Regions from separate parts of the Homo sapiens genome. Here region 2 is linked to region 1. A link is an interaction called in ENCODE POLR2A ChIA-PET data of the cell type or tissue named here. Cell type or tissue: MCF 10A. All regions are shown on one strand. Links, peaks and the distances in the headings refer to the core of each region. The heading gives the core; the rest is flanking DNA. Region 1 has its middle 5.6 kb from the start of PLOD2. Region 2 has its middle 7.8 kb from the start of PLSCR5-AS1.

Region 1 (5,387 bases), core at 143-5,142:
AAATAAACTCTAGTAACTTACCTTCTATTGTTTTATTCTCACAATAAAAGTGGTATTTTTGGTTTTAGGTGGCTGCAATGTCAAAATTGATTAGTTTCTTGACTATGAAATAATTATGTAACTTTAATTACTTAATTATAGACCATTGTCAAATACACCTTAGCGATATCAACAACAAATGACAACAAACTATTACCTTAAAAAGATAATTCAAATTATTATTTTATCTGGGACACTATAATATATTCAAAATAATCCAGTTTCCCAAATTCAGAAAATTTATTTTTTCTTTAATATGTTTTAATTTTGATATATTACAGACTAAATCAAGTTATAACAATTTAATTTATTATTTAGCAGAGTGATTTGCTTTTGTATGTAGGTATTCAAAGAGAAAGCAGGATCTAATTCATTTTGAAAGCTGAAAGACAAAGAGCAGTGTCTGGAATGTGGTCCCTGCACTAAAACTATTTGTTGAATGAAAAACTGTGCATCTACTTTAAGAAAATCATAAGTGGAATAAAGATAAAATGAGATTTTTGACTTTTGGGATTGATTTTGGCCAAATTTGCTGTGTGGCTACTAATTGTATCATTTATTTATTTTGATTTAGGCAATAAATTATAATTATTGAAAAACTGAAGAATTCAAAGAAGGCATTAAAGTAGTTGATTTGATAATATTTCTCATTTCTTGAAATTTAAAATGTTTAAGGAAAAAATTTTTATTTAATAACTTGTTCAAATAAGTATTTGTCTTTTATTATAGCTAAAACCTTTTTTGGTAAATACTGATAATCCTTTGCACTTAAATAATGTTTTTAGGATAAAATTGGTGTCAATAGTCTCTGAATTCCAATTTTTAAGAACCATATTAACAGCTGGAAAAAAAAAAAAGAGGGCCCACAGACATTAACAAAGTAACACTGCAACAGTAATTAAGAAAAATACTGTGGTTGAAGTAAAAGATAATTAGAGGGCAGTAACCAAATGGTTACCTTTCAATATCAGAGTGGTGTGATGTAATGTTAGAGAACTTTGCAAAATAAGATGTCTGCAGGGAGTTCACCGACCATTTCACATGCATTCAGCAAATGGGCTGCATGATCATTATAGTGATCTTCAAAAAGGATGAAGTGGCTCTGTGCATTGTGATCTGTGTCTATAATACAGAAAATTATACCTGATGTAAACCATCCCTTTTAGAAACCTGTAATGAAAAAATACTCTTAAAGAAGACAACACTTATAATTCTAAGGTGCTGCAGTGAGACTGGGCATGGTGTGGCACACTGGCCAATGCCATGCTTTTCTCTATTGGTATATGCTTTAAAGTAAATTCTCCTTACTTTCAGTTCTATTGCAAAAATGTTTCCTTTTTTGGAAAAAAAAAGCCACATAATGCATTACCCAGATTTTAAGAATGGCAGATTAGGAATACCATTTGTACTTTTATGCCATATTTCTGAAGGATATCCACTTCCCTAAGACCAAAGTTTTATAATTTTCTATGATTTTATGCTCTCTGTTCTTTATATAACATCTAATATTAGAGTTATTTACATCTTTAACAAAATAACATCTAACATTAGAGTTTTACAACTGTTTCTATTACATAATAGATCTCAATATTTTCTTAGGTAGACTATACTTCATTTCAAGATAGCATCCTTAGAGATCTCACCAAGTAGAATTATAATACAATTATTTAACTGAAAGTTTCTGGTTGAATCAAACACTTGTAATCAATGTATGTTAATCTCATGTCCGTCATAAAAAGCTCTGCCAGAATAGGGATGATCAGAACCAGCAGACTAAGAGCCATGGGAAAGACAGGTAAAGAAATACCTAATAGCAGATGGTAAGACAATGCAGGCAGGAGGCCTTGAGGAGGTTCAGAGATTCAATTAAGTGACAGAACTCCATTTTCTGGAAAACTTAGAAGAAGATCAGGAAAGATCTCAGTCTGAGATGAATTAGGCAATCAGACAGGGATCCAAAATAGTGACTAAAATACTTGAACCAAGGTATATAAGGGCATGCTTAATCATAGAGGAATAAAGTAACAATATCATTATCAGAAATTGAGTATAGCATACAATCAGAACTGACTTAGAAAGATTCAATTGCATGCTGAGCCCAAGAATTATTGATCATAGACTCCTTGTGTTCTCAATTCTTACGGAAAGGATTGGTTTTAGATTCTAGGGGTAGGACAAGAAGCCAGTCAAAATTTATGGGGGTCTAAAACATTAGAGATCTTTTTAAAAAAGATTATGTGAGTTACAAGTATAAAATAAAATAAAGAAGTGAGTACTTATTTAGAATAAGAAAAGAAAGCCCAATAATTTAGAGAATCCTTGGAGCTCAGGGCCCTTTTTTCTAAGATTTCCCCAGGCCGTTTCCAAGAAGTGTTTTCTTAGTGATTGTTCCTGATTACAGCTTGGCTTCCCTTCCAGCCTAGCATATCGTACAACTCCCAGACACTCCTAGCACTTACAGGGGCCTTTGCAAGTGAGGGGCATTGACATTTAAGCTTCAATAGTTTCAGGGTAAATCTGCCTCTGGGCAGAGCAGATGTCAGAGAAAGGAGCTAAATGGTCCCGAGAAGCAGGAGAATGAGAGATTATAAGGGCAGAGAGTCAGTTAAAAAAAAAAAAAAATCATTAGAAACTACTGTTGAACAAGAAAATGTTGACTATACACGGTGATTAATCATAATTAATGCTAATCTGGTGTTACCTATGCCAACACGTAGGTCATCGTGTGGAACTTTGGTCAAACATATTTGGAAGACTGAATGTGAATGCCACAGTGATTGCTGACCCTGAAGGATGATTCACGGCCTAGACAGTTCTGCCCAATCATTTTGACTAGTCACAAACATCTGCTAGAATCATCTTCAAAATACTTGTGTTTGCTGGCATTCTTTCCTATCCTGGCATGCTCTTCTTACTTTGAACTTGGCTGAGCTTAGTTTTACATCTGACATCATTTTGCTAGGTACAAGGGTTTCACAACTCATATCCACAGAAAGAAGATTCCAGATAAGCACACTAAGATGACTAAAACGTAGAATTAGTGTTATTTAAAAAATATACTTTAAAGTGTCCTTATCTTCTCTTGAAGACAAATAAGAAATGAAAGAAATAAAACACCTCAGAAAATAAACCATGCTCATTTTCCCTGTGATAAATTACTGTTTTTGTTGCACGAGGAAACCTGTTTTACTTTTGTGTTAAGCAGGTCATTTATTGTTTAAGTCTAGCTCCTAGGAAATTCTTCCCTTTACTATTTTTGTTTGGTTCTTTTTATTTTTAACTTCTTAAAATGTAGTTGGTCTCATATAGGCTTTGTTTGAAAGGACGTTCAGCCTTGAAAAAGTCACCTGGTAAATCATTCCTGTCAAATTACAGCTTAAAGAATTAAAAGGGAAAACTGCTGGGGCCCACGGACTATACTGCAAACCTCTCATATATAAAGGGGAGCTTCAGATTTGTGGCAACTTGATCATCCTAAAATTAGAGAGGTCATCCCCTGACATCTGCAGCAGAGACCTGATTTAGAATGAAGAGTCACAGCACAAAAGTTCTGCTTCATGGTATTCTCTAAGCCCTCATCTCCAGTTTATATCTTATATTCACTGTAGTTTCTACTCCCATCTAAGTTCTGATCTTAAACTTGTGTTTCCCAATGCTATAATCAATGACCTCTCTGAGGCTTCCTCCTATTCCCCAGTCTCTCTTCTGTAATACTTTTCCTATTTATCTGACTTTAACAGTCTCCTTTGCTGATTTCTTTTTTCCTCTTTCCTCAAAAGGGTCCGCCCTCTCTGAGTTTCAGCTCTTGGATGTCTGGTGGTTTTTCTTTGTCCTCTAATTCATTTAACATCCCCCTTCCTCTGTACCTCCAGGGTTATTCCGCGAATTCCCAAAGCTTTACTTCTTATTCACTCCACAAATATTCATTGAATAAATATTCGTTGACTCCTTTTTCTCTCCTACGCCCACATTCAGACATCAAATTTTGTTGACTCTACATTCAAATCTATCTGGAAATTGACCTTCATTTACTGCTACTGACTTGCTTAAAGCCTCCGTCATCTCTCTCCTGGACCACTGCATTAGCTTTCAAGTTGGTCTACAGGTCTACAGACTTTCTGTTTTATTTCTCCACTCACTCTCCCTTATCTTCCTCTAATGTGGCAGCTGTGGACTCTGTGATCCTTTTTAAATCCTACTTCAGATCATGTCACTGCTCTGCTTAGAACCATCCAAATGGCTTTTCAATTCATCCAGGGTAAAGGACAAAGCTGTTACTAGGTTCTACCCTTATCACACTGTCTGTTTATCTGCTTGCCTCCGCCCTGCTTGTTACCTTCTCAGGCTTCATCTCCTACTATTCTTATGCACAGTCACTGAACATTCAATTGCCCTCTTGCTTCCTCACAACACTCCAGGTATTTCTGGTCTCACAGTCCTTGCACTTCCTGTTTCTTCTGCCTGGAACACAGGTCCCCTGTACATCCTGGCCCCCTCTTTTTCTCACCACTTTCAGGTCTTTGCTCAAGAATCGTCTTCTCAGTGGGGCTTTCCCAGGATCCCTTACTAAGGTTTTGGTATACCTCCCCTCCTTATTGGTCCTTCCCAGTTACCTTTCCTGATTTACTTTCTCTCTACCACTTATTACCTTATATGTTTATCTCTGTTTCACCTGAAACTAAAGCACAGTAGATTTTTGTTTTTTCTGTCACTAATAAATTTGTTTTTACCAATATCTATCTAGAACAATGCCTGAGATATAGTAGTCATGGAATATTTTTTGAATGAATCAATGAATAAACAAATGTGCTACTATGGTACTTACTCTTTGATGATGAAAAATAATTGAATCCTGACCTTAACAGACACACTGTCTAATAATAATTCTAAGAAAAGACCCTGTCACAAATGAGAGAGGTTTGCTTCAGAAGTTAGAAATCATGGAACAGGGACATCTAAACCCATCCTGAGGTAGGGTAAGTTACCCCAGTTGGGCTTCCTGTAGGAGGTGGCACTTGAGCTTGACAGACATTAGCCCAATGAAGGAAGGAGGACAGGTTTTGTCATCCTTTTTTTTTTTAGATATAGGGATAACATGAACAAAGGTATGGTTGCTGAGCAAATGCTGCTTCTCTCATTTCTCCTCAAATTTCCTTACCATTTCTGAGCATGTCACCCTGACTTCTTATGATCAAGAGTTACATCATCAGAGTGGCTGCTACCATAGCAGGTTGGGAATGCCTGGGAATTAATGAGTGTCCCTCAGCCCTTAAGTCAATGACTGATAGGTGTTGGGAATATATATCCCAGTTCTCTGACCCATTGACCAGGATATTTTTGAGTGATAT
Region 2 (5,387 bases), core at 255-5,254, 410 kb before region 1:
ACTATATTTTAAAATCACGTGCGACCTTTCTCCCAGTCATACCATTTATTTTTTCAGTGTAACTGGTATCACCTTCATTCTGGAAGCAATGCAGTCATAGAAGGGAACAAAAACCTTTTATGCAATAGACATAACCTGGAATCTAATTTTGCTGTTTGCCAGTGCTGCAACCTTAAACTGTGATCTTTGGGGATCTCCTTGAGATTCTCATATTACCTTGAAGAACTCTGGTGATGATGAAGAAGAGCTTAGCATTCCTTCCCTTTCCTCTCAATCTACTGCATTTCAAATATATGGGATTTATGGTTTTCTTATAATCAGCTAAAGTAAATTACACTTTTAAAGCTGATGCTCATTAACTAATAAAATGGAGGACAAATAACATGCCAGGCACCATGCTTTATATAAATTTCTGGTAGGGTAACGAAATGATAACAAAGGAAAATCAGTCAGTATGAGGATGACTGCCTGGGAAATTGTCTTCCCCCCTTCCCACCCAGCACTCCTGCTTCATGTCCCAATTTTCTTCCTAAAGATAATCTTGCTTTCCTATCTTCTCTTGTCCTTTACTTTTGGTTTCTAAAATATAAGATTTTTATAACTGATGTCATAGCAGCAACAGCTGAGATTTTCACCATGGGGCAAAAATGGGAAAAAGAAATTATCATTTGTAAGTGCTGCATTTTACCATGATAAACTGCTTTGGAGACTTTTTTTAATATTAAATGAACCCTAAAATATTGGACAGAGCTATTCAACACTTACACCAAAGGGAGACTCACTAAAGATTAAAATCCTTCTTAGAATATATCACTCATTTAAAAATTGGCTGCATTTAAATAAAAACCTGATGTAGCGCTTTGCTTCCAAGTTGGCATAGTACAATAAACTGAGACCCATTCTGTCTCTCCTTTCTTATTAAAGGTAAAATTGATCTTCTTATCTCTTTCATGCTCTACTTTTCCCTTTTCCACCAAACATAAGTCCATGAGAGACTAGCCAGACCTTATGATTTTTAGTGAAAAGCATGCAGCTCTAGACCAGGACTGATACTTGTACAACAGTGTTTCCTAGTGCACTACTGCCTCTTGTCCCCAGGACAACCCCAGAATACAGGCTCCAACTCTGTTTACTCCAACTCTGTTTACTGTGTTTACTGGGAAAAACTTGACCAGATTCACACAACTCTCATTCATTCATTCATTTAAATAAATATTTATTTACTTGCTCTTACATGCCAATAAGTAGACCCTTCTCTTACAGTGGTAACAGTTTAGTTGAAGAGATAGCTTTTAATCCAATAATGACAAGAACACAGATTACGTTTCAGATATGAGAAGTGTTTAATGGAGAGGGACAAGATGCTAAGATATGGCAATTTGACTTGGTCAGAGAAGGAGGGAGTGATGCTGGATTTAATTAGCACTCAAATCAGCCTCCCTGAACATTTGAAGGCTAGGGTTTTTCAAGAATCATTTGGCAAGCAGGGGGCTAGGGAATGGGTGCTGCTGATTGGTTGGGGATACAAACGTAGGGGTGTGGAAAATGGTCTTCATGCACTGAGTCCACTTCTGGGTGGAAGCCACAGAGGAGTTGCTGGTCTAGGCAGGACCATTCGGTTATTTGAAATGCAAAAGCCTGAAAAGACATCTCAAAAAGCCAATCTTAGTTTCTACAATAGTAATGGTATTTACAGGAGTAATTGGGAAAGTTGTAAATCTTGTGACCTGCAGTATAATGGTTGGTAATCATTTAATTACACCTACATCTTAGCAGAGTTCAGGCCCCTTTCATCCTTTTAACCTGGTGGCCTTTCATTAGATTTATAGAGACAGTTTTGTTCTGGTAAGGGCTATTCTCTTTTAAACTACAAACTAAATTTTTCCGAAGTTCTTTGTCTCACAGCTGAGAAAATCAAGAAGGCGACATGCCAAGGGTGAGGTTAGAGCAGCAGTTTAATAAGCAAAAGAAAGAGAGAAAGCTCTCTGCCACAGAGAAGGGTCCCAGAAAAGAGTTGCCATTTTACAGTTGAATACAGAGGCTTTTTTAAGAAACCAATGAGGGCTGGGCATCTAATTTGCATAAAGTACAAATTTCTGGTAGCTCCACTCTGTCCTCCTAGTGTGCATGCAGGCCCTTACCTTGAGTTACTCCATATTGCTTTGTTCCCCTTACTGCACATGTGTCAGGGGATGGAATTTTCCATTGCAGACATGTCTGGGCAAGTCAGCTGTGTGGCCTGTCTTATCTATGCAGTGAGGCCATGTCTTAGGCAAGCCCTCCTATGCAAGTTCCCTTATTTATGCCTGCAGGCTGTTCTTTTGTTTGAAAGAATTCAACCCAGGACCCACCCTAACTGACTACCTGTCTAGTTTCTTCCTACCTACTCTCTGTGAGGGAGAAAGGATTTCTGGCCTATGCCATTTACTGACAGAGGAAATATTAAAAGAGGATCTGGTTTAGGGGAAGAGCATAGGTTCAGTTTTAGTCATTGAAATTGTAATGCCTTTAAGTCTTTCAAAAAGAGATGTCAAAAAAGGAAAGTGGGTATCTTTTCAACTAGAATATTTCTAAAAAGAGAAGTGAGTTTAAGAGAACTAGATGTGGACCCATTAAGATCTGAATAATTTCTGGTTTACTTCAAGGATGTTCCTAAAAATGTGTTAAATAATACATGGACAATTAATCATTTTTTCATTTTTATTTATTGTATAATTGACCAATAAAAGTGTAATATTTATCATGTACAACATGATGTATTGAAATATATCTATACATTGTAGAATGGCTAACTTGAGCTAATTAACATAGGCATTATCTCACTTTGTTTTGTGCTGAGAACACTTAAAATCTACTACTAGCAATCTTCAAGAATACAAAACATTGTTATTAACTATAGTCACTCTTGAACTTTTTCTTATTCATTCACTTATTTAGCTAATATTTTTGAAACCACTTCTATGTACTAGGCTCCATATTAGGCACTGGGGATATTATATTCAATGGTACATTGTCCCTGCTCTAAACTCTCTTCAACAAATATTTCTGGAATGCATACACTGCACTAGGCATCAATGTCAGCATTAAGTTATAACAGTAAACAAAAGCAACAAGGTTCCTGCCTTTGTGGAGCTTACATAGAATAGAGTTGATAATAAACCAACAGATAACAACACGTTAAGGTTACCATAGATAACCACAAATATTGACAAGGAATCTACCACTCAATATCTAAAACAATAAGCTGAACTTATTACTTGTTCAGGCAAGGGAGAACTGGTTTTGCAAGACACAATTTATAAGCAAAGAAGGTAAATTATATAAGGTTTTGGGAAAGTGTGGAGTTTAAATGCTGGAGTATTGACTTTAGCTATGTAAATATGTTCACTGACTGGCTGACCCTTAGGAATCTATTCACTGGACTAAAGCTATTGCTGATTATCTGATTTTCAGAAATCATGTAAAGAAGATGTTTCCAATTGTCTTTCAGAGTGTGTGTACTTTTGTAATCAATCATTGATTGATTAAGCAGGTTTAATACTAGTTTTGATTGTTACTCGTTTGATTGTTAATGCAAGGAGTGAACAATCAATTCTTTCCTAGAAGGATGAGAATTTTACACCCTCAAACCCATGAAAAAGTAATTCAGGGTAACAAAATAGAAATAGAACTGCTGTTACATTTTAGCGTAGACCAGAAAGAAGAAAGCATGACTTAAGAATATTTAGGAAAAGAGTGTACCAGGCAGATATAAAAGTAAATGCGGGGCAGGCGCGGTGGCTCACGCCTATAATCCCAGCACTTTGAGAGGCCAAGGCGGGCGGCTTGCCTGAGCTCAGGAGTTCTCGAACAGCCGGGCAACACGGTGAAACTCCATCTCTGCTAAAATACAAAAAATTAACTGGGCATGGCAGCGTGGCCTGTAGTCCCAGCTACTCGGGAGGCTGAGGTAGAAGAATTGCTTGAACCCGGGAGGCCGAGATTGCAGTGAGCCGAAATCGTACCACTGCACTCCAGCCTGGGCGACAGAGAAAGACTCCGTCTCAAAAAAAAAAAAAAAAAAAAAAAAAAAAGCAAATTCAAAGGCTCTGAGTCAAGAGCAACTGGGCAAGTTTGAGAAGCACAGGAAGCCAGTATGGAGTACAGTAAACAAGAAGAGAGAGAAATGAACTGCTGTAGGAAAAGTAGCTAGGGGCTAAATCACATACAGTCTTGCAAGGCAAGTTTAGGAAGAGAAATTGACAAAACTTGGCATTTCGTTAGATATGGAATGTAAAGGATTTTAAGAACTCTAGTATATAAAATCAGTTCATTCCAATTTTTGTCATTAGAAACTGAAGGTATGGCCATGACACTCATAAGAACAGGTTCAAATCAGTGTTACAGGTGCTACAATAAAAAGAATGTACCACAAAGGCACAAAAAAAGGAAGCATTCAATACCATTTAAGGTGGAAAGTTAGTACCCCTAGAGAGTAGCTAACAAATAACGCATGAGTTGAATATGTGTCTTCCATGCTAAGTGGGGTCAAAGCTAGGAAGTGTTTGGCTGGGAGAACATTCCAAGCGAAGAGCACAGCACAAACAAAGGCACAGAAGAAATAGAAATATAGTAGTCAGAATGAAGAATGAAGAGGTTGCATAAGATCAGAATGTGCTTAATGAGGTCAGACTCTCTTAGGCTAGGCCACATTGTCCCACTCAGCTGTGCCCCACGTATCCTCCAAGTGATGGTGCTAGATGATGATTCAACTAATATTTTCTTCTGAATTTACGTACTTTGTATTTGGCCAAAGCATCTTCTAGGGGCTTTCGAAATTGTTTAGAAACTGTATTGAAACTCGGAAACTGAATCTGAGCGAATTGACAAGTATTAAGGAGGAACAAAACAATATCTTTCCGAAGCCATAATATCTGGAAGGAAGGAAGCTAAAACTTGTTAGATAAATCAGACTTTCCTACAAAAGAGGGGTTTGGATAGATGATCTGAAGAATTCAGGTTATAGCCCAGACAGGTTGCACACTGAAATTCTAATTCATTTGAGCCTTAATTAGAGGTTTATGGACACATTATTTTTAGATTTGTTGTATTTTATTTTCAAAATGAAAACAAACTGAGGAAATAACATAAACGTTTACTACTTCATAATTTACTCTTACTCCTGTTTGGTAAGTTTTATATTATTGTTTCTTTAATTGCTAAAATAAGGGGAAATGAAATTATTGTTTATCATATTTTGACTTTTCAAATTAAGCATTTTTTCCTTTCTATACACTTTGATTTTTATCATTTCTCCTTACATTGTGTTTTGCTCACCTTGGAAGAAAAAATTCTTTTTAATAAAATTTCTCTAAATAAGTGTAAATGGATTTTGTCTATTTCTTATG

The links. Peaks named below come from ENCODE experiments on the same cell type or tissue, not always from the same donor. Only the 100,000 strongest peaks of a DNase experiment are listed, where the experiment ranks them.
Region 2: POLR2A ChIA-PET joins it to region 1 with 6 read pairs; 4 of 35 experiments call an interaction of 5 or more read pairs at or near these places.

Annotation. Positions count from the first base shown.
Region 1 is chr3:146,164,139-146,169,525 of GRCh38, reverse strand. No RefSeq gene overlaps it. Among named protein-coding and RNA genes, the nearest start is that of PLOD2, 5.6 kb to the right of the region's middle. In MCF 10A, for the core only: no CTCF peak of the experiment used is centred there; DNase peaks (open chromatin) are centred at 2,905 and 3,955.
Region 2 is chr3:146,579,141-146,584,527 of GRCh38, reverse strand. It overlaps a transcript of PLSCR5 not described here. Among named protein-coding and RNA genes, the nearest start is that of PLSCR5-AS1, 7.8 kb to the left of the region's middle. RefSeq lists an enhancer at 1,648-2,847. In MCF 10A, for the core only: no CTCF peak of the experiment used is centred there; a DNase peak (open chromatin) is centred at 2,267.